6 separate regions of the Homo sapiens genome follow, and all the other regions are linked to region 2. Evidence: chromatin contacts called from ENCODE Hi-C or POLR2A ChIA-PET data. All regions are on one chromosome and are shown on one strand. The core of a region is the stretch at or near the end of the contact, and the rest is flanking DNA. Distances in the headings are between cores, read along the strand shown.

What was found. A loop is a pair of places that touch in the nucleus more often than their neighbours do. ChIA-PET counts read pairs that join two places held with the same protein, here RNA polymerase II (POLR2A). Pooled maps may share reads with other maps.
Region 1: a pooled map shows a loop between it and region 2 (2.3-fold over the local background). The contact joins two enhancer-like sites. A Hi-C loop is called at or near these places in 7 of 168 maps with a recorded cell type or tissue (CD4-positive, alpha-beta T cell, CD4-positive, alpha-beta memory T cell, CD8-positive, alpha-beta T cell and 3 more), 2 of 37 single-sample maps with no recorded cell type and 13 of 50 pooled maps. POLR2A ChIA-PET finds 5 or more read pairs at or near these places in 4 of 52 experiments (CD4-positive, alpha-beta memory T cell, CD8-positive, alpha-beta T cell, Caco-2 and 1 more).
Region 3: a pooled map shows a loop between it and region 2 (6-fold over the local background). The contact joins two enhancer-like sites. A Hi-C loop is called at or near these places in 1 of 168 maps with a recorded cell type or tissue (PC-9) and 8 of 50 pooled maps. POLR2A ChIA-PET finds 5 or more read pairs at or near these places in 2 of 52 experiments (HEK293 and activated CD4-positive, alpha-beta T cell).
Region 4: a loop to region 2 is called in a map of PC-9, with 2.5 times the contacts of the local background. The contact joins the promoter of ZC3HAV1L here to the enhancer-like site in region 2. A Hi-C loop is called at or near these places in 2 of 168 maps with a recorded cell type or tissue (PC-9 and naive thymus-derived CD4-positive, alpha-beta T cell) and 6 of 50 pooled maps. POLR2A ChIA-PET finds 5 or more read pairs at or near these places in 2 of 52 experiments (MCF 10A and activated T-cell).
Region 5: a map of CD4-positive, alpha-beta memory T cell shows a loop between it and region 2 (12-fold over the local background). The contact joins the promoter of UBN2 here to the enhancer-like site in region 2. A Hi-C loop is called at or near these places in 2 of 168 maps with a recorded cell type or tissue (CD4-positive, alpha-beta memory T cell and naive thymus-derived CD4-positive, alpha-beta T cell) and 7 of 50 pooled maps. POLR2A ChIA-PET finds 5 or more read pairs at or near these places in 1 of 52 experiments (OCI-LY7).
Region 6: a loop to region 2 is called in a map of CD4-positive, alpha-beta T cell, with 4 times the contacts of the local background. The contact joins the promoter of IFT56 here to the enhancer-like site in region 2. A Hi-C loop is called at or near these places in 3 of 168 maps with a recorded cell type or tissue (CD4-positive, alpha-beta T cell and naive thymus-derived CD4-positive, alpha-beta T cell) and 7 of 50 pooled maps. POLR2A ChIA-PET finds 5 or more read pairs at or near these places in 1 of 52 experiments (activated CD8-positive, alpha-beta memory T cell).

Annotation. Positions count from the first base shown.
Region 1 is chr7:138,476,582-138,480,877 of GRCh38, reverse strand. All of the region lies in intron 1 of TRIM24 (tripartite motif containing 24), which reads right to left. Among named protein-coding and RNA genes, the nearest start is that of TRIM24, 18 kb to the right of the region's middle. RefSeq lists enhancers at 712-1,272, 1,273-1,833. Within about 2 kb of position 2,202, at least 3 of the 41 ENCODE cell types and tissues checked have a DNase peak (open chromatin) inside an H3K27ac peak, as active enhancers do; they include PC-9, where a contact is called at or near this core.
Region 2 is chr7:138,749,497-138,754,189 of GRCh38, reverse strand. It overlaps ATP6V0A4 (ATPase H+ transporting V0 subunit a4), which reads left to right. Exons shown (of 22, transcript NM_020632.3): 11 at 1,353-1,565. Among named protein-coding and RNA genes, the nearest start is that of TMEM213, 46 kb to the left of the region's middle. RefSeq lists an enhancer at 3,227-4,029. Within about 2 kb of position 1,534, at least 8 of the 41 ENCODE cell types and tissues checked have a DNase peak (open chromatin) inside an H3K27ac peak, as active enhancers do; they include CD4-positive, alpha-beta T cell and PC-9, where a contact is called at or near this core.
Region 3 is chr7:139,073,921-139,078,479 of GRCh38, reverse strand. It overlaps ZC3HAV1 (zinc finger CCCH-type containing, antiviral 1), which reads left to right. Exons shown (of 13, transcript NM_020119.4): 6 at 2,071-2,194; 7 at 4,450-4,559. Among named protein-coding and RNA genes, the nearest start is that of MIR10399, 32 kb to the right of the region's middle. Within about 2 kb of position 3,264, at least 18 of the 41 ENCODE cell types and tissues checked have a DNase peak (open chromatin) inside an H3K27ac peak, as active enhancers do.
Region 4 is chr7:139,033,080-139,037,533 of GRCh38, reverse strand. ZC3HAV1L (ZC3HAV1 like) reads left to right here and starts at 1,492. Exons shown (of 5, transcript NM_080660.4): 1 at 1,492-1,881; 2 at 2,856-2,991. The coding sequence starts at 1,517. It overlaps LOC107986852 (a long non-coding RNA gene), which reads right to left and starts at 1,351. Exons shown (of 2, transcript XR_007060557.1): 1 at 1,163-1,351; 2 at 584-881. RefSeq lists silencers at 1,200-1,409, 1,660-2,179 and an enhancer at 1,166-2,085.
Region 5 is chr7:139,229,136-139,233,515 of GRCh38, reverse strand. It overlaps UBN2 (ubinuclein 2), which reads right to left and starts at 2,279. Exons shown (of 18, transcript NM_173569.4): 1 at 1,564-2,279. The coding sequence starts at 2,031. RefSeq lists silencers at 1,063-1,322, 1,269-1,488, 1,699-1,948 and enhancers at 2,119-2,258, 2,339-2,498.
Region 6 is chr7:139,132,265-139,136,592 of GRCh38, reverse strand. It overlaps IFT56 (intraflagellar transport 56), which reads right to left and starts at 2,815. Exons shown (of 18, transcript NM_024926.4): 1 at 2,733-2,815; 2 at 1,801-1,938. The coding sequence starts at 2,735. RefSeq lists enhancers at 2,799-2,978, 2,696-2,990.

The DNA.
Region 1 (4,296 bases), core at 953-3,452, 270 kb after region 2:
TGCTCAACCTAACTGGTACTTAGGAAAAGCTTCTCAGATCCCAATAAGTTAACAGGAAACACCCACGAGGTTGCCAAAAAATAAAAAGATTGATAATACAAAATGTTAGTGAACATCTACATCTGAGCCAACAGGAACATACATGAACTGCTAGTGGGTATATGAGAGTTGGTAAGTTAACTTGAGCGTTCACCTTCTCTATGATCAGGAATTCTGCCTTACCGTATTTAAAAAAACAAAACAAAACAAAAAAACACCCACACACCAAAACCTCAGGACTCACATATACGAACAGCAGGATATATTAACAAGAATGTTAATAGCTTCATTGCTTTAAAAAGAGCAAAAAACAGGCAACATTTCCAATACACAGCAATAACAGAATGGAAAATTTAATTGTGGTATATTTGTGCAAAGTATTATATAGCATTAAAAATGAATAAACTATAGCTATATGCAACAACATGGATGATCCCTTCAATGTTAAATGAAGATAGGAAGAAATAAAATACACCAGCACCATTCCTTTCACACAAAGTCCCAAAACAGACAAAGCTAGGTTACAGCATTCACCATTACGTAAATGAAGGAATTGTTAACATAAAAGTGGGGCAGGCCAAGTGCAGTGCCTCACGCCTGTATTCCCAGAACTTTGGGAGACTGAGGTGGTAGGACTGCTTGACCTCAGGAGTTCAAGACCAGCCTAGGTAAAAGTGAGACCTCGTCACTACAAAAAAAAATTTAAAAACTTAATTCATGGCCCGGGTGCGGTGGCTTACACCTGTAATCCCAGCACTTTGGGAGGCTGAAGCTAGTGGATCACCTGAGTTCAGGAGTTTGAGACCAGCCTGGCCAACATGGCGAAACCCTGTCTCTACTAAAAACACAAAAATTAGCCGGAGGTGTTGGCGCATGTCTGTAATCCCAGCTGCTTGGAAGGCTGAGGTGGGAGAATCGCTTGAACCCGGGGGCAGAAGCTGCAGTGAGCTGAGCTCGCACCATTGCACTCCAGTCTGGGCAACAAGAGCAAAACTCTGTCTCAAAAAAAAATAAAATTAAAAAATAAAATAAATGCCGGGCGCAGTGGCACGCCTGTAATCCCAGCACTTTGGGAGGCCAAGGCAGGCAGATCACCTGAGATCGGGAGTTCGAGACCAGCCTGACCAACATGGAGAAACCCCATATCTACTAAAAAATACAAAATTAGCCAGGCGTCACATGCCTGTAATCCCAGCTACTTGGGAGGCTGAGGCAGGAGAATTGCTTGAACCCAGGAGGCAGAGATTGCGGTGAGCCAACATCCCGCCACTGCACTCCAGCCTGGGCAACAAGAGCAAAACTCCGTCTCATTCAGGCATGGTGACACACGCCCAGCTACTCAGGAGTCTACGGCTGGAGGATCATTTGAACCTGGCAGATAAAGGCTGCAGTGATCCCTGATTGCACCACTACACTCTGGCCTAGGTGACAGAGCAAGACCCTGTCAAAAAGAAGAAGAAGAAGAAAAAAAAAAGGTTGGACAAACGGTTAACTTCTAAGGGAAAGGGAAGGAGTGATAAAAATATAGCAGACAAGGAACTTTTGGGGTTACTGGCTATGTGTGTTTCTTGATCTAAGTGGTGGTTATATAATTATTCACTTAATATGTTAATTGTACATGTGTTTCCCTCACACTTTTTGAAAAGCTTAAGCATCCTAAGTTTTCAGTTCATGGTGGGGAGACCTCTTCAACAAAAATGAGAAGGCACCCTCAGAGGTAGGAAGGACAATTAGGAAGCAGCTGAAATGACCTCAGGAAATGAAGATAAAAAGAAGGCAACCGATTTCTGAGATGTAGAAAGGAGAATTGACAGAATTTGTTAAGGGAAGATTAAGCTTTTTTAAAAAGTCAAGGATGGAGCCTTAACTTTTAGTCTTCTTAATCCCTATTAAAATAATGAATTGGAAGGCCACTATGCTGAGATGGCCACAGCACCTTGGGTTCCTATTTAAGCAAAAAGAAACCAAACTCAAAGTGAACTTAAGCTTAACTAATCAGAAACCACCAACTAACCTCTAGTGACTTTATGAATCAGAAACTGCCAACTAGCCTCTAACTAGGTACTTTCTACTGTCTTGATGCCAAGAACACCTTATCAAAGTTTCCCTCTCCTGCCCCTTCTTTGGAGCACTGAGCCACTTGCTCAACTGATACTGCCCATTCATGAATCCCTGAGTTCTAAAATAAACAAAAACTAGCTGGGTGTGGTAGCATGCACCTGTTGTCCCAGCTACTCAAGAGGCTAAGGTAGGAGGATCACTTCAGCCCAGGGGATAAAGGCTGAAGTAAGCTGTGTTTGCACTACTGCACTCTAGCCTGGGCCGCAGAGTAAGATGCTGCCTCAAAAATAAATAAATAAATAAAAAGACAGGGTTTTTGCTATGCTGCTCAGGCTGGTCTTGAATTAGTCTCAAGCGATCCTCCTGCCTCAGCCTTCCAGAGTGCTGGGATTACAGGCATGAACCACTGTGCCCAAAACAAAATAATTTACCCTGACCTATAATATTAATCAATATACTTCTCAGTTTCCTTTAATTATACTAGTACATAAACCAATTTCTTTTTAAATTACAACATTCCAAGATTTATAAACCACAAGGCTTACCTGTCCAGCCTTACAGTGGAAAATGTAGGTAAGACCCCATCAAAAAATCTTTCCCTCCTTATCCTCCTGACATTTATTTCTATTAGTTTTCCAACAAATTTATAATTTTAGTTGGAAATCTGATAAATAAAACATGTTTATATATTATAAACATTTAATAATATTCACAACTGAGGTGCAGAGCATAGTACAGTATTTCCTTTCTCAAGCAATTTCATTCTCGAATTATCAATTGCCTGCATTTTAAAAATCTGCTTAGTTTTTAAGTATTTATCACTAAATCAGCAGCAAACTTTCCGACAGAACTGCAAACCCTTTTCAATATGTTCAAATATATCAGCTAATCAAACAGTTTTACATTTGTGCCCTCAAATGTATCCTTCTCTGAAATATGAAGTCCTTCATCCAGCTCCAAACCTTTTCAAGCCTGCTGCAAGCTGCCATCCTGGAGCTTTCCTTCATCATTATCCTGAGAATTTCTATGCCTAATGATATTACCACAAGTATCTGCTTGCTTTACCTCACATGAAACCTGAATAGTTTCAAAATACCAACATAACCACTAAAAACACACCACTGAATGCAATATAAGTTTTTTTGTGCTTACAATATAGCATACTAGGAATGCACAATCAATATTGTGATTTAAAAATCAGTTTCAAAAATCCTTTACTATGTAGGTAAAACTATCTGGTTGATACAGAACAACGTTCATTTGTTTTGTTTGCTGGGGAAGCAGGGAGAGTTACTTATATTTGTTCAGTTTCATAAAACATTTACATAGTTCCAAAGTCAATACTGTGAACCAGTTACATTTACAGAGGTCTAATTTTCTTCTCTAATTCCTTCCCAACTTTTTCTTGCCTCGCTAGCAGTCATTTTTAATTATTTATTCTTCTGTTGTTTGTTTTTTGAGGTGGAGTCTCTGTTTGTCTCCCAGGCTGGAGTGCAGTGGCCTGATCTCCGCTCACTGCAACCTCTGCCTCCTGGGTTCAAGCAGTTCTCCTGCCTCAGCCTCCCAAAGTGTGGGATTACAGGTGTGAGCCACCATGCCTGGCCTCCGTTGTTTATTTGTAAATATAAGCACATATTTTCTCTTTTTCTTATTGTCATGGAGATACTGTTGCTTTAGATCCTTTTAGTGGATAGAGCTAAGAAACACACACACACACAGAGACACAAAGGGTAGCATATAATACTCATTCTTCTGCACCTTGATTTCTACTTAACAGTACATCATGGAATTCACTCCACAGCAGTATTCATATCTTTTTCATTCCTTTTTTACATCGGCACAGTAATATACCATAGTTTATTCCACCAGTCATTTATTGGTGGTCATATCAATCTTTTATTATTATCAACAGTGCTACAGACAAATAACACTGTGCACGCCTCACTTTATTATTTTGCATTTGTATCTCTGAGATACATTCCTAGAAGTGGAGATTGCCAGGTCAATGAGGAAATGCATTTGCATTTTACTAGATATTACCAAATTCCCTTCCAGTTTTAGCATTCTGCATTCCCACCGGCAATATAATGGATTATCTTCCTTTCCTCAGTTTCACCCAAAAAGTATAATGTCAAAGTATAATGCTGTACCTATTTTGGGGGAATTTCTTTTTTTTTTTTTTTTTGAGACGGAGCC
Region 2 (4,693 bases), core at 285-2,784:
GGCGTGAGCCACTGCGCCTGGCCTGTGTTTAATTTTTTAATCCTCTCCATTACTTCTTTGTCACTTGTCAGGAACACTGTTTCCCCAAAGCCATTGAAGTCCTTTCCCCCCAATTCTCCATGCTTGATTTTATGAAAACGTCATGAGGAGAATGGAAAATAAATTCTGCTAGATGTGTGCTTACATTTAGTATGACGGGTTGCTGCTGTGTCGAGGGCTTCAGATGATCCCAGCTGAGCAGCTTCTGCAGGGGCAGCTTTCTCCTTTGGCTCAGTCCCTGCCAAAGATGAATCTTAGACACTGTCTGATGCTGAGGCATATAATTCGGGCTATGCTCTTTGAGGTTTCTGAAAGTCACCTCTGTGCTGAGGTGCTCTTGTCTCCTGGAAATCCCCAGGCCAGGGGGCATTATATTGCAAAGTGACAGGTAGTATTGGGCTTGTGAGATGCTTCGGTGGCCTCATGGCTCTCGTTAATCTTAGAGCCAGCATGTCTGTCTTACAGTGTGTCTCTTACAGAGGCCATGTGTGCTGAAAAAGATTACCCTGTTTGTTGTATCATCAAAACATAAAAATGATTCCATTAAATAAATTCTGTGTGGGCCCAATTGTCCATTCATTCCTTCATTCATTCACTTGTCATTTATTGGAGGGATTATGTATGTAAAGGGTTGTGGTAGATGTAGTAATCTCTTAGGGTTGCTGTAACAAATTACAGCAAACTGGGTGGCATAAGACAATAAAGATTTATTCTGTCATGGTTCTGGAGGCCAGAGGTCTGAAATCAAGGCGTCAGCAGGGCCGTGCTCCCTCGGAAGACCTGAAGGGAGCCCCCTCCTTGCCTCTCCCCAGCTCTGGTGCTGCGGGCCGTCCTCCGCATTCCTTGGCTTGCAAGTGCCTACTTCTCTGCCTCTGTTGTCACGTGGTATTCTTCCCTGTGTGCCTCTGTGTCTACGTTTCTTATCAGGACAGTGGTCATATGGGATTAGAGCCCATTCAAATCCAGTATGACCTCTTCTTAACCTGATTCCATCTGCAAAGACCCTCTTTCCAAAAAGGCCATATTCACAGGTATCAGAGTTCAGGACTCTTTTATGTGGACAATTCAACCCATAACAATAGGACAATGAGGAATTTAGAAGAAAAGGAAGATACAATCTCTGCCTAAGGGTTTTAGCCTCTAGCGGGGGAGATAAACTGCTCAGGAGAGTTCAAGGCCAGGTGACAGCCACAGGTCAAAGGAGCCTGCCAGAGCAGAGGAAGCTGCTGTGGCCTGTGACACTCCATTTTTGGCACCTTGTCAAACAGCTCTGTGAAGGTTCTCTGTTTTCCTGTGTGTTGTTTTTTGTATAGGTCATAACACAAACAGAGTCTCACCGCCAGCGCCTGCTGCAGGAAGCCGCTGCCAACTGGCACTCCTGGCTCATCAAGGTGCAGAAGATGAAAGCTGTCTACCACATCCTGAACATGTGCAACATCGACGTCACCCAGCAGTGTGTCATCGCCGAGATCTGGTTCCCGGTGGCAGATGCCACACGTATCAAGAGGGCACTGGAGCAAGGCATGGTGCGTGGCAGGTGGAGCCAGGAGGGGTCCGATGAGTCAGCCCCTCTGCTGGGCTCTCAGAGGGTGTTGGCCTCATGGGCCACATGAACTCAAGTGACTTGGTGGTAGGATTGCTTCCTTCATCTTTGTGTCTTCAGTTATCAACCCCACTCGAGGACATAAAAGAAATTCCTTTGTCTTTTCAGTGTTTGACAGTTGTTCACCATTTTTTGACCTTTTGTGAGTACGTATTGAGGTTTTTTTAAAAAAAAAAAAAAAATAGAATCTCGCTCTGTAGCCCAGGCTGTTGTGCAGTGGCACAGTCTCGGCTCACTGCAACCTCTGCCTCCCGGGTTCAAGTGATTCTCCTGCCTCAGCCTCCCGAGTAGCTGGGATTACAGGTGCGCCCTACCACGTCCAGCAAATTTTTGTATTTTTAGTAGAGACGGGGTTTCACCATGTTGGCTGGGCTGCTCTTAAACTCCTGACCTCAGGTGATTCGCCTGCCTCAACCTCCCAAAGTGCTGACATTACAGGTGTGAGACATCACACCCGGCCATACTGAGCATTAATGTGCCAGTCTCTCAGCTAGACTATCGTTTTGGGGGGATTTTGTCTTTTTTTTCTTATTAAAGATGGGGACCTCGCTATGACACCCAGGCTGGAGTGCAGGGCTGTTCACAGGCATGGGCATACTGCCCTACAGCCTCAAACTCCTGGGCTCAGGTGATCCTCCCATCTCAGCCTCCCAAGTGGCTAGGACTACAGGCACGCGCCACCATGCCCAGCTCCACTCTGCTAGACTGTAGATACCACCTGTTACCTCATGGAGGTTATAGTCTAGCTAGAAAGATGAATAACCAAGCATCTATAATAAGAGCCAAAATATGTAGATCGCTTGCGGTGTGTCCGAGATGGCTAAGCACTCTGTCCTCGTTGAGTTCTCACCGCTCCCTCCATTCATTCCTTAGACATTCCCTGTGTACTAGGAACGGATCTAGGGCTTACACACTGGCAGGCCAAGACCCTGCTTTGATAGACATTCTAGAAAGGGACACGGAGGCATGTCCGTGACTAATGAGATTTCAGGCAGTGATGAGTGGTGGGCAGGAAACCAAGCAGGGGACGGCGAGGGGCAGGATGGAGAGTGGGGGCTTGTTCTGATCACCGTTATTCACCCCATTGAAGGAGGGACCCCCTCCTGCCCTAAATAGTACAAGATGGCCGAACACATTACCCTGACACTGGACAGACGGGCTTGACAGCTGTTTTTAGTCACTCGTCTTCAGAGCCCAGGGGAGAAGGACACCGCACGCCATGCGGGCCACACAGGGCTTGCCCTCGGGAACTGCGTTTGGGAGCAGAGTGAAGCAGCAGGGCCGGTGGGAGGCAGGCTCTGCAGTGAACGAGGGTGAGGTGACCTTTGGTTCTTGCAGAAGGATGTGATTAGCTTGTTTGAATAATTTCACGGGGTGGGAGGAGTGAAGCCATTAGGTTGAGGAGTGGGTGGCATGCAGCTGGTTTGGCCGATGGGGAACTAGCTGGGTGGCATATCTGGTGACGGCAGATCTCGTGTTATCTGAAGAAACCCTCTCTGAGCAGGCGGCATTGATAGCATGGGAAGGTTGGGGGCGGGAGGAAGGGTTTTTCAGGCGGAGGAATCTGAAGGTAAAGGCCTTGCAGTAGGAATGGGTTAGAAGGTGGGAGCTTTCTTTATCCCCTTCGTACAGATAAAGAAATGGAGGCACAGAAAGTAGAAGTAACCTGACTACAGTCCTATAGCCAGGAGGCAGGGTTTGAATACAGAAACTGTTCCTCAAAACAGTCGATGCCCCCACATCATGGTCCAAAAACCACCTAAATGGGGCACTTAAAAAGCATTTCAACCAGGCTGAGCAGGGCGGGGGTGCGTCCTGGAGGAAGTGATGCATGCGCAGAGCGCTGGGAGGCTGGCCGGGGAGCAGGTGAAGGGAGGTGCGGCCTCCTGAAAGCAGAGGAGGATTGAAGCTGGGACCGTGAGCACTCGTCCAGCTGGTGTCAGATCCCAGTGGGTGTGCATGTGGCACGTGCTGTCGGGTGTGCGGTGGCTGTACGGTTCCTGGACAGGGAGCACTTGGAATTGTTAAGACTCGAGTAGGTAGAATGGATGCAGTGGCTCACGCCTGTAATACCAGCACTTTGGGAGGCTGAGGTGGGAGGATCATTTGAGCCTAGGAGTTCAAGACCAGCCTGTGTAACATAGCACTGTATGGCTGTAGTCCCAGCTACTCAGGAGGCTGTGGCGGGAGGATCACTTGAGCCCAGAAGTTTGAGGCTGTAGTGAGCTATGATCATGTTACTGCACTCCAGCCTGGGACTTCCTGTCTCAGGAAGAAAAAAAAAGAAAAAGAAAAAAGACTTGAGCAAGTGGAGAAGAGAGGTGGCTAGTGTAGACATGGCCAGTTTCCATGGGGAAGCGTGGGGAAGGGTGAAGGTGTGAATGGAGGATTAAGGCATATTGTTAAGTAGTCTTGATCACAAGACTAAAGAGTTTTGATTTCATTCTTTAGGCGATAGGCAGCCTTTGAAGATTTTAAAGCAGGAGAGTAACATGAGTAAAATAGTGCTTTTTGTTTGTTTTATTAAAAGAGTGCTTGAGCAATCTAGGTGTTAGATAAACGGAGAGGGGAGAGGCTGGCAGAGATGCTGAGGCTTGGAGCTAGGGTGATAGCTGTGGGAATCGGAGGAAAGATTCCGAAAGGAGAACTAGCAAGCTTTGCTGGGTGATCGACTGACTGAAACCAGAGAAGGACAAATCCATGATTCCAAGATTCTAGGAATCTGGGAGAATGGAGGCTCTGCTGAAGGGGCAGGGAGTTTGTGGAGGGGACCTGGCTTTGTGGAGAGTTGATGAATTCAGGATTAGACTCCTGGATTTTGTGGGGTTGGTGACACATTGGAGTTTGAAAGTCTAAGCAGGCAATTAGGAAAAAATTGGGGAAGGGCCAGAGCCATTTGGAAGAGGGGGATGAATTGAGAAAGTGGAGAGGAGGAAAGCATAGAGGGCCAGGAGTCATAACATTCGCATTTACAGCAGTAGGAGACGGGAGATTGTCAGAGACTCCAGAGGGACTCAATTCTCTTGACAGCCCTCCCATGAGATGAATTGG
Region 3 (4,559 bases), core at 2,015-4,514, 320 kb before region 2:
GTGTGCAAATGCCTTCTGAAAACCCTGCTTTCAATTCTTTTGGATATATACCCAGAAGTGGAGTTGGGGGATCATATAGTACTTCTATGTTTAATTTTTTTTTTTGAGGAACTATTATTCATAGTGGCTATACCATTTTTCTTTCCCACCAGCAATGCACAAGCGTTCAAATTTCTCCACATCCTCACCAACACTTGTTCTTTTTGTGTGTGTTTGTTTGCCTTTTTTGTTTGTTTGTTTTGAGACGGAGTCTCACTCTGTCACCCAGGATGGAGTGCAGTGGTGTAATCTCAGCTCACTGCAACCTCTGCCCCCTGGGTTCAAGTGATTCTCCTGCCTCAGCCTCCCAGGTAGCTGGGGTTACAGGCGTGTGCCACCCCGTCCGGCTAATTTTTGTATTTTTAGTAGAGACGGAGTTTTTGCATGTTGGCCAGGCTGGTCTTGAACTCCTGACCTCAAGTGATCCACCCGCCTCGGCCTTCCAAAGTGCTGGGATTACAGGCATGAGCCACTGTGCCCAGCCACTGTTTGTCTTTGATAGCAGCCATTCTAACAAGTGTGAGGTGTGGACTATAATGAGTGGTTGTGTACTTTTCAGTCAGCCAAGTCTCAAGTAGGGCCACTCTATGGGTGTCCCTGCAGTGTCTAAACCTGTCTTTTTTGTTTGTTTTGAAGTTGTCACACATCTTCATTTTGAATATTTCAAAACAATTTAAACATAATATAAGGCAAATTTTGAAAAACAGAACTATCTTCTGTCTTCCTGTACTGTAGCTTATAACATCAATTCATTCTTCAGCCGGCATTCCTGCAATGGCTGTCTTTTGTATGCCTAGCCCTGTGCCAAATATGTAAGGGGGATGTAAGCTAAACCATAGTGCAGCCTTCTCTTTAGTAAGTTTATAATTAAGGTAGGGCATGAAAACATCCATAAAATGCCAGGCATGGTGGCTTACGCCTGTAATCCCAGAACTTTGGGAGGCTGAGGCAGGTGGATCACTTGAGGCCAGGAGTTCAAGACCAGTCTGGCCATCATGGTGACAACCCATCTCTACTAAAAATACAAAAATTAGCTGGGCGTGGTGGCACATGCCTGTAATCCCAGCTACTAGGGAGACTGAGGCAGGAGAATTTCTTGAACCCGGGAGGTGGAGGTTGCAGTGAGCCAAGACTGCGCCATTGCACTCCAGCCTGGGCGACAGAGTGAGTGAGATTCTGCCTCAAAACAAAAACAAAAACAAACAAAAAATTTGCAAATGGGAAAACTGCGTGAAGTAAGTAAAAACATATAAAAAATTAACCCCCAACTGACTATTGGGTACTGGCTAAAGGAATGCAAAAAATACAAGTCAGATGGGGATGGAGTGAGATTCGTTAAGAGAATCTTTCTGGAAGAGATGAACTGTAGGCCAGGGCTTCAAGGAAATAAAGGCTGTTGCCTCTGCTGGAGAGCATTTTGGCTTCATACACTTGGGGGGGTGCAGAAAGGGTAACTAAATTTCTGGTTACCTCGAATTTCTATCTGGGTGGAGTGACTTTGGGGGCAGTGGGGAATTTTTGTTTCCTTTTCTTTTTCTTTTTTTTTTTTGAGACAGAATTTCACTCTGTCACCCAGGCTGGAGTGCAGTGGGGTGATCTCGGCTCACCGCAACCTCCACCTCCCAGATTCAAGTGATTCTCCTGCCTCAGTCTCCCGAGAAGCTGGGATTACAGGCACCCACTACCATGCCTGGCTAATTTTTGTATTTTTAGTAGAGACAGGATTTCACCATGTTGGCTAGGCTGGTTGTGAACTCCTGGCCTCAAATGATCCGCCTGTTTCGGCCTCCCAGAGTGGTGGGATTACAGATGTGAGCCACCACACTCTGCCTGAATTTTTGTTTTCTGATGAGTCTCCAAGGTAATGAAGGAACCTGGATAATGGACACACAGCAGTGTCAGCTGGTATAGATGGAACCTGTCTGGCAGGGGGCAGGGCAGGCATGGATGGGGAAAGCTGGCAGTGAACTTGACTGAATTGGTTAGAATCCCTGCTCAACAGTCCCTCAGACCCCTTCTTTGTCTTTGTAGGTAGCTGCAGCAAAGTCCACTTCCATCTGCCTTACCGGTGGCAGATGCTTATTGGTAAAACCTGGACGGACTTTGAGCACATGGAGACGATCGAGAAAGGCTACTGTAACCCCGGAATCCACCTGTAAGTTGGTGGCTGTACTCTGGCTTTCAAGAGTCCAACATTATCAAAGGGAAGCATTAGTGCTAGGCTCAGGGGAAAAAGAAAAAAACACTTTTCCATCAGAATCCCATTCGAGTGTGAAATACCTCTTGAGATAAAAAATGGCAAATGCCTGCCGAGTTAATGAAGGAAAACCACAGCTGGGTGGGTTTGAGGTCACACTGAGCCTGGCTAATACCAGAGATCCTGGGAATGTTTGCTAACTCAAATGAAACAAACAGTGACATGATTATTTGTTTAGTTGACAGTTGTCTGTGTCCTGCAAAAAAACACAGTTCAGTGTCCGGCTCGTATCCTGATCAGTTCATCACAGAACTATTAAAAGTACTAAATGATTTAGGACAAAAGAGCCTTTGGCTTAACTTCATAATTTAAAAACACGGTTTGAATAATTTCATATAGTTTTACTGTAGAATTTTGTTGTATACTTTAGCATTTAATACCTCCCTTATGTTTGCTATTTTCTCTAGCAAGGCATCTAAGAGGGTACCTTACATTTCTGCTTCTGGCCGAGCGTGGTTGCTCATGCTTGTAATCCTAGCACTTTGGGAGGCTGAGGCAGGAGGATCACTTGAGCTCAGGAGTTCGAGATCAGCCTGGGCAACATGATGAAACCCTGTCTCTACCAACAATACAAAAACTAGCCAGGCATGGTAGCACGCACCTGTGGTCCCAGCTACTCGCTACTCGGGAGGCTGATGTGAGAGGATCACTGGAGCCCAAGAAGTTGAGGCTGCAATGAGCCGTGATTGTGCTACCACACTCCAGCCTGGGTGACAGAGTGAGACCCTGTCTCAAAAATAAATAAGTAAAAACATTTCTCCTTCTGGAAGAGCTGAAATGGGTGATACCCATATGACCGTATTTATCTATGGTGTGCAGGGATATAAGAAACATCCCAGTTTTATAAGGAAATTCTTAAGGGGGAAAAGTTACATTACTTTTCATCATATGAGAATTTAGTGATTTGAGGGTGGAGATTCTGTGTTGCTGGATTTTTACCACTAGAGGGCGACATGAGCTACTTTCTGGTTGCTAGGTCTATATTTCCGCTCCCAGGCAAGTGGAGAGCCGGGTTTCTCAACCTCAGCACTACTGACGTTTTGGGCCAGATTCTGTTTAGCACTATTCCTAGCCTCAATCCACAGATGACAGGAAGCACCACCCCCCCACCAGCCCCACTGGTTGTCCTAACCCAAAATGTCTTCAGATGTTGTAAAATACCCACTGAGGTCAAAATCGTTCCTGATTGAGAACCACTGATCTAAGAGGTCTTTCTTAGAGCAGCAATTCTCAAACTTTTTGGTCAGAGGACTCCTCAACACTTAAAATGTATTCAGGATCCCAAAGAATTTCTGTTTGTGTGGAATATAGCTATCAATATTTACCATATTAAAAATTAAAACTGAGAACAATTATATATTTGATTCACTTAAAAATAAGAATAAGCTTGCTATATGTTAACATAATGAACATGTTTCATGTAACTATATTTAATACTATATACATATTCATGTATATCCATTTAATATACATACCCAGGTATATAACTGTGTGTATTTATTTACATATTTATATATAATATTTATATGGATAATTATAAAATAACTGTTTTCCAAAACAAAAAATTTATTGAGAGGAGTTTTATATTTTTGCAAATTAATGTCTGGCATAATAGAAGATAACTAGATTCTCATATCCGCTTCTTTATTCAACCTGCTGTGAAATCATATATTGTGTAGCCTCTGGAAAATTTCATCGTGTATTCCTGAGAGAATGAAAGTGAAAAAAGCAAATAATGTTTAATGTTATTATGAAAATCACTTTAACCTTGCCAATTTTCTGCAAGGGTCTCCACATTTTGATAACGATTTAAATAATAATAAATAATTTTAAAAATGGACCAAATGCGAATTTCTAACTTACTTTATAACATTGAGCCAATCAGGAGTTTTGTGGGCACAGTTTTATTTTGGGATATTTTCTGAGGGAAGAATACATTATGTAACACCATTAATTATGTGGTGCAGGCGAGTCACTTTCCTCTCTGCGTTTCCGTTTTTCTTTTATGTGTAGGACCTGGAGCCATGGAAAGAAAACTTGAAGATCTATTTTAGCCCTGAAAGTTTAATTCTGTGCTCTCATTAGGGAAGACGAGATTGTAGAAAACAGGGGTCAATGAAGCATTATGTTAACTTAATACTTTTCTCTCTCAGCTGTTCTGTAGGAAGTTATACAATCAATTTTCGGGTAATGAGTTGTGATTCCTTTCCCATCCGACGCCTCTCCACTCCTTCTTCTGTCACCAAGCCAGCCAATTCTGTCT
Region 4 (4,454 bases), core at 243-2,742, 280 kb before region 2:
TTTCATGAGCCTGAATTCTATAGCTAAATATATAAATACACAATAAAGAAGAAAAATATCAGTGGTAAGTTCCATGCAGACTGGGGAGCTACTTTAGATTTGAGAGGTCAGGAAAGGTTTTGCTGAAGAGAAGACATTAAAGCTCAGAGCTGAATGACACACCTTGAGTGGCACTCAGGAGACATCCACACTTCCCAGATGAAAATCCTTTAGTGACTTCCCAAAGTTCTCGGGATATAAGTCCAAATTTCACAGCATGGCAGAGAAGGTCTTCTGGCATCTGGCCAGTTGTCTTCCTCTCTAGCTTCTTTACATTACATGACATTAATGCATTTAATCCTCACGAGCACCTTGCAAAATAGCAGCTAGGCTGGCTGAGTTCTCTGATGGTCTGATTCATCTTTGTACTGTCACTGCGTTAGTAGTTGGCTCAACAAACGTTCATGAAACAAGCAAGGTGTTGGACAAAAAGCATGGATGCTTAAGGCAGGTCTAGACTGGTGCTGCTCAACAAAAATAAGGTAATCCACATTTGCAATGTAAAATTTCCTCATAGCTACATTAGGAAAGTAGAAGCAACACATGAAGTTGTCATAACATTTTATTTATCCAAATATATCCAAAATATTATGTTTAACATGTGATTCATATAAAGTTAGTGAGATATTTTACATTCTTTTTCTCATTCTCAGTCCTCAAAATCTAGTGTGTGTATTTCACACTTATATCACATCTCAATTCGGACTAGCCACTTTCCAATAAAGCTCAGCAGGCCCCGCGGGGTGGCTCACGCCTGTAATTCCAGTGCTCTGGGAGGCTGAGGCAGGTGGATCGCTTGAGGAGTTCGAGACCAGCCTGGGCAACATGAGGAGACCCCGTTTCTACAAAGCAAAACAAAAACCAAAAAAATTAGTGATGCGAACCTTCGGTCTCAGCTACTCAGGAGGCTGAGGTGGGAGGATCGCTTGAGCCCAGGAGTTCCAGGCTGCAGCGAACTACGATAGCGCCACTGCACTCCAGCCTGGGCGATAACGTGAGGCCTTGTCTCCAAAAATAAAAATACAACAACAACAAAAAATCCCAGAAGTGCTCAGCAGCCACATGTGGCTAGTGGCCACCTCCCGCGAAGCAGCCCGGCCACTCACCTCCTACCACCTTTTACCTATTTCTCCTTCTCCGCAGGCCTCCCTAGCACTACCAGTTGTCTTGTTGGCGAGTCCTTTGTGACTCCCACTATACAAGCCCCTCAAGGCCAGGCTTCGCCCTGAACGGTGCCTGGGCGGAGCAGACGCTCCATCAACGCTGTCCCCGCCTGAGTCCACGTCCAGGGGATCCGCAGGCGCCGTACCCTGCTTCCACGCGCCGGGGCCGCCCCTCGCCCGGCCTCCCGCAGGCCCACCCCTCGCCAGGCCCAGGCCCATCCCCGGGCTGTTCGCTGGAAATCGTGGACGTGACTGGGAGGAGCCTGCCCGCCCCGGCTCGCTGCGCCGCGCGCACAGGGCCCGCGCCAGCGACCATGGCGGAGCCCACAGTGTGCTCCTTCCTCACCAAGGTGCTGTGCGCCCACGGCGGCCGCATGTTCCTGAAGGACCTGCGCGGCCACGTGGAGCTGTCGGAGGCCAGGCTCCGGGACGTGCTGCAGCGCGCCGGGCCCGAGCGTTTCCTGCTGCAGGAGGTGGAGACGCAGGAGGGCCTCGGGGACGCGGAGGCCGAGGCGGCGGCCGGCGCGGTGGGCGGTGGCGGCACCTCCGCCTGGAGGGTGGTGGCCGTGTCCTCTGTGCGCCTCTGCGCCCGCTACCAGCGCGGCGAGTGCCAGGCCTGCGACCAGCTGCACTTCTGCCGCCGGCACATGCTGGGCAAGTGCCCCAACCGGGACTGCTGGTGAGAAGGCGGCGGCGGGCGGGGACTGTGGGCGCTGGCCGCGGGCCTGGCCGTCCTGCTGGAAGCGGGAGCGACGGGAAGGGGGGCTTCGTCCTGCCCCGGGCCGGGGACGCGGGGCTGGACGACCCCCTCCCGCAGGCCTTTCCTGGGCGTCCTCCCCCGCGCTTCCAGCAGCTGGGCGGAAAGGCGCGAAGGTCCTCTCCATGGAGACGTCTCAACCGCCCACGCCAGAAAAGTTGCTGCCCCCGCCCGCCCCCCCGGATCCTGCGCGACGCGGCCGGGTTAAATCCGGACTGGGACTTCGGAGCTCACTTATTCTGGTGATATTTGGCGGGAGGTGGGGGGCGTGGGGCGTCTGAGGATCCCATGAGATCCCTGGACCCTTTAGCCGGAAATCGCTGCTCCCCCATATCCACACACTTGTGCAGAAGCGGGTCTGCGCCCTCTAGGTTTAACAGCGCTGAGCCAGTCTCACCCCAGGAAACAGGGCTGGATGGCTTGGGTGAGGCCCTGTGGTTCCTGACTGCCAGAGCTGGGGTTCGGGGCTGCCTCCTGACCCCAGGCTGTGCTTCACAGCCCCGAATTTTCCTTGGTTGTCTCTAGCCACACACCCCGCCAAAGCGGTGCTGGGGATAGGGGCGCTTTCTTTTTAACGTTGGTGGACTGTGGCAGCTGTTGCCGGGGAGAAGGCCAGGTGCAGTCGCCTACGGAACAGATGTGCATCCTCAGGCGAGGTGGGCGACCCTTGGCTTCAAAGCATCCCTACTGAAAATTCAAATGACCCTGGGAGAGGAGTTCCTTCAACCCAATTTTCTTATTTTCCATCAGTGCTTATTAGGCCATACTATCCCCGGTTTCATGAAAATTACTCAACTTCACATGTATTAAATACATTGAAAGCTGCTCAAGGCAAGGAATTGGACAGACTGGTCCTTCTTCACCTGGGCATCTGACCGAGGGCTTTGTTCTTTTAGGTCTACCTGTACCCTTTCCCATGATATCCACACACCTGTCAACATGCAGGTCCTGAAAAGCCATGGACTTTTTGGTCTCAATGAAAACCAGCTTCGGATCCTGCTTTTGCAGAATGACCCCTGTCTTTTACCAGAGGTGAGTCACCAAGGAGTCACCCTCATGTCACATTTGCTACAAGTACTTTCCCCATTTATTTTTCTTTTGGCTTTACATATTAATTTTAATTGCCTTCGAAGCAACATGATTCAGTTTCAAATGCTTTAAAGGTACCCTTTATAATTGCTATCATGGCGAAATAGTACGTTTGTTTCAGTTTAGCCATACACAAAGAAGTTTTAAAAACAAAATAGTACAAATCCCAAGAGAAAATTGGAACATCAATTAAGACCACCAATTAAAAGCAAGATTTTCTAATCTAGCACAGTGATGCTATCATAGACACCTCCACTTGGCCAGAAGAGGGATGGGAAGAAGGGGAGATGTTGAGAAAACAGAGGATAGTTCATAATTGTGGCCTGATTTTAACTCTAATGCATTTCAGCGTCTAGAAAGGAAGATAGCCACAAGACTAGAGGTAGGAGCTGGAGCCTTTGGTGCAGGTGGCAGAGGCTGCTCTCAAGGCAGCAGAATCTGTACCCAGAAGGCAGTCCTGGAGTTGATCTCAGGAACAAGCAGGTTTCTTCCTGACATGCATAACCTGTTTCATTTCTTCGAGCACTGAAGCCAAGTCTGGTATGTCACGGTTGTGAGCCAGAGGCATTCCAACCAACCATGTTGCCCAAAGTAGATGCAAGCAGTAGCTGAAGCAGGTTATTGGCAGGAAGGGAGAGGAGGGTGGCTGCACCTATGAGGCTGGGTCCAGTCCTTCCTGTCTCAGAGAGAAGGCGTGGTGCCGCTGCTATTTGCCTTTTAATTTTATAGTACTTTTTGATTTATAGAAGTTTAGTGTTTTTATTTTGTCAAATCTATCGAATGTTTTTTTGGTATGCCCTTTTTTAGGATGTATCTTGGGCCCAGCCTCACCTTGTCATATTAGACTACTTCAGTGTTTTGTGAGCAGCTGATGGGTTGGCTGCACTTACAACAGGAGCCTCCCCTGTGCCTCCACTTGTCCCCATCACCTGGGACTGGAAGTAGGTGACATGTGGCACAAAACGTGATCATGTGGGCAGCAGGGACTGTGGAAAAACACAGTGCATGAGGCAAGAATGGTGCCTCACATCTCTTGTATGAAATGCCTGATGATTGCTTTTACCACTCTCTCAATAAAAAAGACAATAGACAGGTAAAGTTTCATGCTGGTGCATTGATGGACAAATTTCTAGAAAAATACAGCTTGTCAAAATGGATTCAAGAAGAAACGGAAAGCCAAAATAGTGTCATAAAAATTTTTAAAATAAAAGCATTAAACAAACCTCAAAGCATTAGTTAGAAGGCTTGCACAAGAAAACATCAGACTTATATAGTTTTTTTTTTTTTGAGACAGGGTCTTACTCTCTCACACAGGCTGGAAGTACCTCGGCTCACTGTAGCCTCTGCCTCCTGAGTTCAAGTGATTCTCCCACCTCAGTCTCCTGAATAGTTGGGACTACAGGCAC
Region 5 (4,380 bases), core at 1,030-3,529, 480 kb before region 2:
CCATGTGCAGTGCTTAGAACTGTGTCTAGCACACAGTAAGAACCAGTAAATGTCGTTATTGCTATGTATTTTTATCCAAAGATAATGCTTTTCTCCTGTAATTTATGAAAATTACAAAAACTGCAAACCAACTTAGATTAGCAGCTCAAATACAATGTTTGAAAAATGCTCCAATCCAATATTTTTAATATTCTTTTGGGAAAAAAGTGACCTCAGATTTATAAAGAAGGGGCATTCAAGTGAGTCTGACGAGCAAAATGTTAGGTGGAAGTGACCAAAATGATCTCTACCTTTAAACAATTCATTTTGGTTGAAAACATTTTGTAATGATTTGACCACATAACATTTCTAAATAATGATCAAAACATTAGCTGGCCATGAAGTAAACAAAACCTAGTGAAATTGTTCAACATGATACTTTGTGACTAAGCAGTCAGTCATTTTGACCATAAAGGTAGTTGAAGATGAAAACAAAACAAGGGACTTCTGGAGTCCATTAGACTCAAGCTAAAGCAAAACCTAATAACGGGTATAATTGCTAAGCAACAGAGAAAACTGTTCTCTTTCCTTACTGTTAATCTATCATTTCCTTTTCTAACTTACTTCTGAAGATCCACCAACCCACAACAATAAAAATTACAATTACGAACATAACCCCTATCCTTTCTCCATTGTTCACCTCTTACATCAAAAGCATACCTATATATTTTCAATTATTTTAAAAAATTCAAAGCTGACATTTTTTTCATCATCCTCCGAAAATTACAAAGGCTGAATACAATATCCTTCTATAAACTAATGATAGTACACTTAAATAATATGACGGGTAGGTGTCAAATAAAACAGGAGACACCTTCCCATTCAATTACAATATGAACGAACTCCACAAAAAAGGAAAGCTAAAAAGGTTTTCCAATACCAACACGAGAGAAAAATTAGTAACCAGATTAACTAACCCACTTCTCCATTCCTAAAGTGGGATCCTTAGTCTCTGAAAACCTTTAATTATTCTTAAATTCCCTTCGATTAAGAAAAATATCACAGGCACGCAAGCACACCTCAGCAGCCACGGCGCCCAGCAAAACAAACAGTGATGAGGATGAGGATGATACGAGAGGGGTTACACAATCTCTGCTTCAGACTGGGGGGCGTGTCCCCCAAGGTTTTCTCTTCCTTTCTACTGGAACGACAGCTGTAGCGCCACAGGGAGAACCCAGCCACACGGCCTGCAGGGCCCCAGGATTTTGTGTGGGGAGCAGAAAGGAAAGAAGGAAAATCTGAGGTTCCGAAAGGTGCACAAGAAAACGAGCTCGGCGCGGCGTTGGGAGCGAGTGCCGGGGGTTTGGGGATTCGGCGCAGCCGGGTGAGAGCCTCGGCCACCCTGGGGAGTGGAGAAAGCAGCGCTCACCGCCCCGTCCACCCGCTCGGCCCCGGCCCCCCGCACCCCACCCTCGGGGCGACCCGGACGCGCTCGGTGGGCGTCCCAAGGTGCAAACCAGCTGGGGAAGGCGGCGGGTCCTGAGGCTCCCGGGGTCTGGGGCAGGAGGGAAGAATCTTCTGTACCCGTTGTTCTCCGCACAGCAGCAGCTCCGGGTAACTGAACTCCACGCAGCTCTCGTCGGTGGGGTCCTTAAGCACCAGCTCCAGGCGCACCGTCTCCCTCGGCGGCCGCGGCGGCTGCTCAGCCCGGGAAGCCGACTCCCGCGGCGGGGGCGGCTGCAAGGGCAGCGGCGGGAACGGCGGCGGCGGCTCGGGCCGCGGGGGCTCCCGCTGCAGCGACATGGGCGGCTCGGCGCGGCTGACCTCGCGCTGGGGGAGCGGCTTCTCCCGCGACGGGGGCTGCGCGTCCGAGCGGGGGGCAGGCTCCCGCGGGGCCGGCGGCTCCGCCCGGGCCGGCTCGCGGTACGGCTGCGGCTCCAGCCGGGGGGGCTCGCGGGGGTACTCGGGCTCACGCTCGGGCCCCGGGTACTCGGCCTCGCGCCGCCGCACCGGTGACAAGCTAATGAACGCTACTCTGCGCGGCTCCGCCATCCCCACTGTTCTGGCCCTCCGCTTTTGCTCGAGCCGGCGCTCGCTTCTACGGCGCGCTGCGTGCCTGCCCGCCCTTCCTCTTGCTCTCTGTCGCTTTTCTTCCCTCCACCACCCTCAGCCGTCTCCGCCGGCGCCACGGTGAGTGCGGACCGTGTCCCCTTCCCCGCTACTACGTTCTGATGGGCTTCACCGCCATCGCCAGGGTCGCCGCGGCCGCCATGTTGGATCCCCCACATAAATAGAAGCAGGCCGCTGAGCGGGCGCATGCGCACAGAGGAGACGCTCGCGTCCACTGTCGTGGCTGTTGCTCAGTTTTCCTCTTTTCCTCCCAACAGTCTGGAGTCCAGACAGGTCGGCGGAAGTGACGACATGGCTCGGCCTGTTTCCGTGGAAACGGAGACGCCGTCTGCACCCTTCCTCAAAGGGAGGGTTCTGGGGTTTCCCGAGCAGTTTACTATTCGCACCCGGAAACCAGAGGCGCTCCAGGAGCTTCCCGGGGCTAGCATCGGGATGGGACTGAGACCGACCTAGCCATTGGCGCCGGGTCTCCCGTGCTGGGTTCAAGGGAATTGGGGTTGTTAGCTGATTATTCAAGGCGGACTCTGGGCAAGGGTAGAGAGACGCGCCAGCCGTTGTGCCTGCCCGCCCTGTGTCCCCGTAGCCTTAAGTATCGAGGGAAAAAAGGAAGTGCCCAGCTTCAGCCAGACTAGCCCCAGCGGCTTCCCTCCCGAAAGCGCAGGCCTCCCCTTCCTCGACCTACTCCGGTTTCCCTCGCCCGGCCGCAGTGGGCGTTGCGTGGGGCAGGGTCATTAAATGTTCAATAACGCTTTGCAGTTGGAAAATTAACAAGCAGATGAGGAGTTCTGGGCTCATTCAGAAGGCCTAAACTGCTGAAATCATAGAAAACTTCTTAAGAGGGTTTAGTGGTATTTCAGGAAACGTACTGTTTATGAGAATGCTAAAGGACCCATTTCAGGATGGGGAAGGAATTGATTGGGCACGCCCCATAGGCTCACTTGTAATTAATTAATTGGAAGTCGGGTTTAAAAGGATAAGAATTACTGGCCATTTTAATCCATTGAATAAAAAGTAAATTTGAGGGCTCGCCCTTCACATCCTGAAGGGAATCCAAGCCTTCTGTTAATTGCATTAACTATTGAAAGCTCTTTTATTAAGTCAGTGTGACGTCATTGACAAATTCTGAGAGGGTTCCGTTTTTTCCTCTCCTGTTATTACTTTCCCTACTTGGACGAAGATGGTGATGAAATCTATGATTCCAAAGGTCTCTCCCAGCTCTAAAACCCTATCTTTTCTACTCGGCGCCATGTTTTACCTACATTATCTCCTTCCCTATTGCTCCTTTTCTGATTCTGAATTCGGGTCTCATTTTTAGATTGCCTTAGTGATACTTAAATGACCTTTCTGCCTTCAGTCTCTGTTCCCACCAGTCTTGAGACGGGGTCATATTAATGTCTCTAAAAGAGTTTTTATTATATCGTTCTCTGTTCTGGCTGCAACTTACCTACAAACTGAGTTCTATGTATGTATACTCATATTCAATATCCTCCACAATTTAGCTCAGAGACTGCAAACTGGTGGTCTGTGGGCCAAATCCTTCTACAGGTGTGTTACTTATCCAACATTATCTTCTAACTTCTCACCCACTGAGTTTTCCAACTTTTTGATCCATAACCCACAGTAAGACATTTTACACTGTAACCTAGAATATACACCCATATATACATAACACATATGTGCATATGTGAAATATAAGTTTCACAATACTTACCTACTGCTTAGGATAAAGTAAAAGCAACAGACGCAACAGAGTTAATTTAATATAAAATATTTTATAATACAGTGTAGAAAAAAATGTTAACATCATATAGAAGCAAATTAGGAAAGATTTTATTTAATGCCATGGAAGTTCTTGCCTGATCATAGGTTTATTGCACTCCAGAATTCATTAGGACAGTGGTACATGAACATCTGATCCACTGTGGTGCCTGATCTTTTTCTTCTTCTAAACTGATCAAAATTGAAAACCCTAGTTCAGATATATAGGCAGTCATGAATAGTAATAATGCGTATGCATGTTCTGCATAGTAATAAATTCTTCTTTAATCTTAGTCTGACATCATGATAAATTGCATACCCGACAATCATTTCTCTGTGTAAATGAAGTACTAAGCTGTAATAATTTATTCTCTTCATAAAATACCAAGTTTAATCAAGTTAATTATTTAAATCAATAAAAATGATCTGGTTCACCCTATTAACTGCCCAACAAACTGTTTGAAAACTATATATTCTTTGTTAAAGGGTAGATTACAAGAAATGTTTTCCATG
Region 6 (4,328 bases), core at 1,566-4,065, 380 kb before region 2:
TGTAGTCTCAGCTACTTGGGAGGCTGAGGTGGGAGACTCGTGTGAGCCCTGGGAGGTTGAGGCTGCAGTGAGCCACCATCACGCCACTGCATTCCAGGCTGGGTGACAGAATGAGACCCTGTCTCAAAAATAAAATAAAATAAAGGCAACCTGGTGTTATGCAACAAGGAAAATGTGGTCATTGTCTTAGAGAAAAAAGAGGAAAACAGACTGATGAAAATAGATATATACATAGCACTCAGTCCACTGATTCACAGAACTAGAAGGTTCTTCCATGCCAACTCCCCCACTGTAAAGATGAGAAAGCTGATGCCCAAAAAGCTAAAAAACACGCTCAACACCAGAGTACTTAGTAAGAAGGCAAACTAGGCCGGGCGCGGTGGCCCACACCTGTAATCCCAGCACTTTGGGAGGCCGAGGCAGGTGGATCACCTGAGGCCAGGAGTTGGAGACCAGCCTGGCCAACATGGTGAAACCCCATCTCTACTAAAAATACAAAATATTAGCCAGGTATGGTGGCAGGCACTTCTAATCCCAGCTACTCAGGAGGCTGAGGCAGGAGAATTGCTTGAACCAGGGAGGTGCAGGTTGCAGTGAGCTGAGATTGCGCCATTGCACTCTAGCCTGGGTGACAAGAGTGAAACTCCAACTCAAAAAAAGAAAAAAGAAAAAAAAAAGAAAGTGAACTATTTGTGGAAGATGGAGAAATATATGTAAACCTAATTATAACAATTATTAAGGGTAGATTCAGAGTAATATGGACAGAGTAGCATTTTAAGAGAAATGAGTGTGGTACAACACAACCAGACCATGCTGTCAGAACTCTTCATTCTTTGGTGCAACCCTTCACCCTCCTATAACATGTGTTTCCCACAAAGCAGTTTTTTAAAGCACAGTCTCCTGGGACCATCTCCATCAGAAGCACTTAGACTACTCACCTTAAAATGCAGATTCCTGAGCACCTCTGCAGACTTACAGCAGGAGCCCAGGAATCGATATCTTATTAAGTACCCTAGGTAATTCCAATGTATATTAAAAGGTGAGAACTACTGCCATGGAGATTTGAAATATTTTCTGGGGCTATATTTTCAACCGTAAGCATGTTAGAATTATTTAAGTTTGATCAAAATTTTAGAACACATAATAGGAAAAAATCATACATTGGTCAAGGGTTGGGATAAGCAATGTGTGAAATGACATTGTATAAAAGGTCCCTTCATATTTTTAGATTGTAATCACTGTTGGTGAACTAGACATACTCAAAAGTGGCCCTCAAGAAATAAGTTTTGTTTTGTTTTTTTTTTTTTTTTTTTTTGAGACGGAGTCTCGCCTTGTAGCCAGGCTGGAGTGCAGTGGCATGATCTTGGCTCACTGCAACCTCCGCCTCCCGGGTTCAAGCGATTCTCCAGCCTCAGCCTCCCGAGTAGCTGGGACTACAGACACGTGCCACCATGCCCAGCTAATTTTTGTATTTTCAATAGAGACGGGGTTTCACCATGTTGGCCAGGATGGTCTCGATCTCTTGACCTTGTGATCTGCCCGTCTCGGCCTCCCGAAGTGCTGGAATTACAGGCATGAGCCACCGCGCCCGGCCAAGTTTAGTTTTTTAGTTCGTTTTTTATCAGGTTTATAGCTAACTTGGAATCTGGAATCTGTGCCTGACTAGATTTACAGGGGATTTGTACAGGAAGCCCCAGAATGCACCCACCTATTTCAAGAGCATAGCAAACAGCATTCACCCAAGCATTCATCTACAGTCTGGTATTCATACACTAAGAAGCAACGTTCTTTGGGCATTACCTCCAACAGGGTAATAGCTCCAGTGAAATCTCTTTTTGAAAGTAGCTCCTCTAGTTTTGGAATCTTCCTACCTTTCTTCTTTCTTTTGTCAGTGTGCTGTACGCCTCTGCCTACAGCAGGTTTGGCCCTTGAAAGCATCTGTAAAAGAAACAAAGACAGCTGTATGGTCCAATTCTGATTATCAGATTTAAACTGAGAGTGACAGCTCTGTAATTTATAAGTCAAGGCCGGGCACAGTGGCTCATGCCTGTAATCCCAGCACTTTGAGAGGCGAAGGCGGCGGATCACGAGGTCAGGAGTTGGAGACCAGCCTGGTCAATATGGTGACACCGCATCTCTACTAAAAATACAAAAATTAGCCGGGCGTGGTGGCATGCGCCTGTAGTCCCAGCTACTCGGGAGGCTGAGGCAGAAGAAACGCTTGAACCTAGAGGCAGAGGTTGCAGTGAGCCAAGATCGCGCCACTGCACTCCAACCTGGGCGACAAAGCGAGCCTCCATCTCAAAAAAAAAAAAAAAATTATAAGTCAAATCCTTAACAACGAACCCCAGGGAAGCCTATTCAAACTCGTTTTGTAACAGGTATTCTACTAGAAGAGCCATCAGCCAATACTTAGGAAGGACCAAACAGCTACTCCCAACTTTTATCTTCTCTGGCTAGAGATGCTTTCGCATTGCTTCTGTCATCTCAGCTTTCCCTTCCTCTGCTTCCCATCCCACGAGTGGTTTAAATGTGAGTAAACGGAAAAGCAGGAGGGAAGAAAGCACCGAGGTATTTACAGTTGCATCCCTGTCCCCCGTGGGAACACAGGGAGAGCTGGGGATTACTCTCTGCGGACACACCTAGACTTCACACAGAAGTGTGCTGGGAACCTCTAATCGCCAGCCTCAGGACCTACTCAAAGTACTCCCTTACTATTCAGAGCCACTAACCATCTTGACGTCGGTCTTGTGAGTCCCCACCACACAGCGAAGGCCGCGCCTCAGCGTTTCGCCGCATCCACACAGCACGTTCTGTCTCCACGGTAACCCCGCCTGGACGCTGGTACGAACGGGAGAAAAGCTCGTTGGAGAACCAGCGCCCGCGGCTTCTTGGTTCCGTGCAGCTTCTGCCGCGGAAGAGCCGAGGTTCCTCTTGGGAGGAGAGCGTCGTTCTCTGGGCTGAGAGCGAAAGTTTGGTTGTCTCTATTTATGAGTTTACTTTAGGAAAAGGCGAATTGGAATGGCATTGTTTTTCAAATGCAAGTTTTCTGGGAAAGAAATTTTCAGGGACCACTTCTGTTTGGGGCCGTGTTGGACTCCATAGCAACCCTTGACTATGTGCACCGCAGAATCTTGGTCTCTGGCTGGTGCGGGAAGCTTAGAAAATTTCTGCTGAAGGAGTTGTAGTTCTGTGATTTGGAAGCAGGAGTGCACCAAAATACAGTTTCCTATTTCCACAGATACACCTACACACAATAGAGAACTGTAATAAATATTTGTCGATTGGATGACTTAATTTATCTATCTTACTCCTGAACCCAGTTAATACAGGGGCAACCACAGTCTTTAAATTCACGAAATCGTGGAATGTTAGAGTTGGAAGGGACCTTACAGGACCTCTGGTCAACCCCTCAGAATTAACAGACTGAAGAACTAACATCTTGTTAGTTAACTAATGTCAGCCTAAAATAACCAAAAAGCTCAGGGATCCAGTTGAAAGAGTTTATTCAAGTGCAAAGTGTGAGGGCGGCTATCCCGGGAACCACTGACAGCAAAGAATGGTGATCAGTGCTCCCTGATGCAGGGAAAGGTGAGGGTCATTTATATCACCAAAAACAGGAGTGCTGTACGTAATTACAGCATTTTCTAGATGAGGCTAACGTACACAGAAGATTCAATTCACTACTATTGATTACACTGTAAGGGGGTTGTTTAATATTCTATTGTAAAGAGGTAACAATCACAAGGGTCTCTATCTCCAACGTCATTTAGTCTGAATAAAGAATAAAAAATCTGGTTAATATATAACATCAACACAAAGATCAGGAAGCAACAGTCATGCACCAGAGAAGAAAAACAGCCATGTTCTGTGATTTAGTTTACAGGGCTTAACTTTTCCCCTTGGCATAGTACGTTTGGAAAGTGCTGAAATTTTCTTTTCACATTTTCCCCTTTTCTTCAAAAGCTTTCAGAGAAAGCATTATAGAAGAATTATATTCTCAGGCCGTGTATTTGATCAAACCTCATGTCACTAGGAAGGCCCCTTCCTGGCAGTCACATCCCAGGGAGGAGGGGAAATTGGAAAGGACCAAGTCCGAATTATAAAGCAACAAGAGAAAGTAGTTCTGGAACCTGATTCAGGCTACACGGCTGCCTCTTCAATCAAACAATTCTCTGAGTAGTCTTTGTTCTACACATTTTCTCAGCTGTGTGTTGACCCAATTGCAGATAAATACCATAACAGCTCTGCAGACAAAGGCAAGACAAAACACAAACTATGATAATTCCTAAAATACATAACAGCTTTTGCCACCAAGTTCCCCAAGA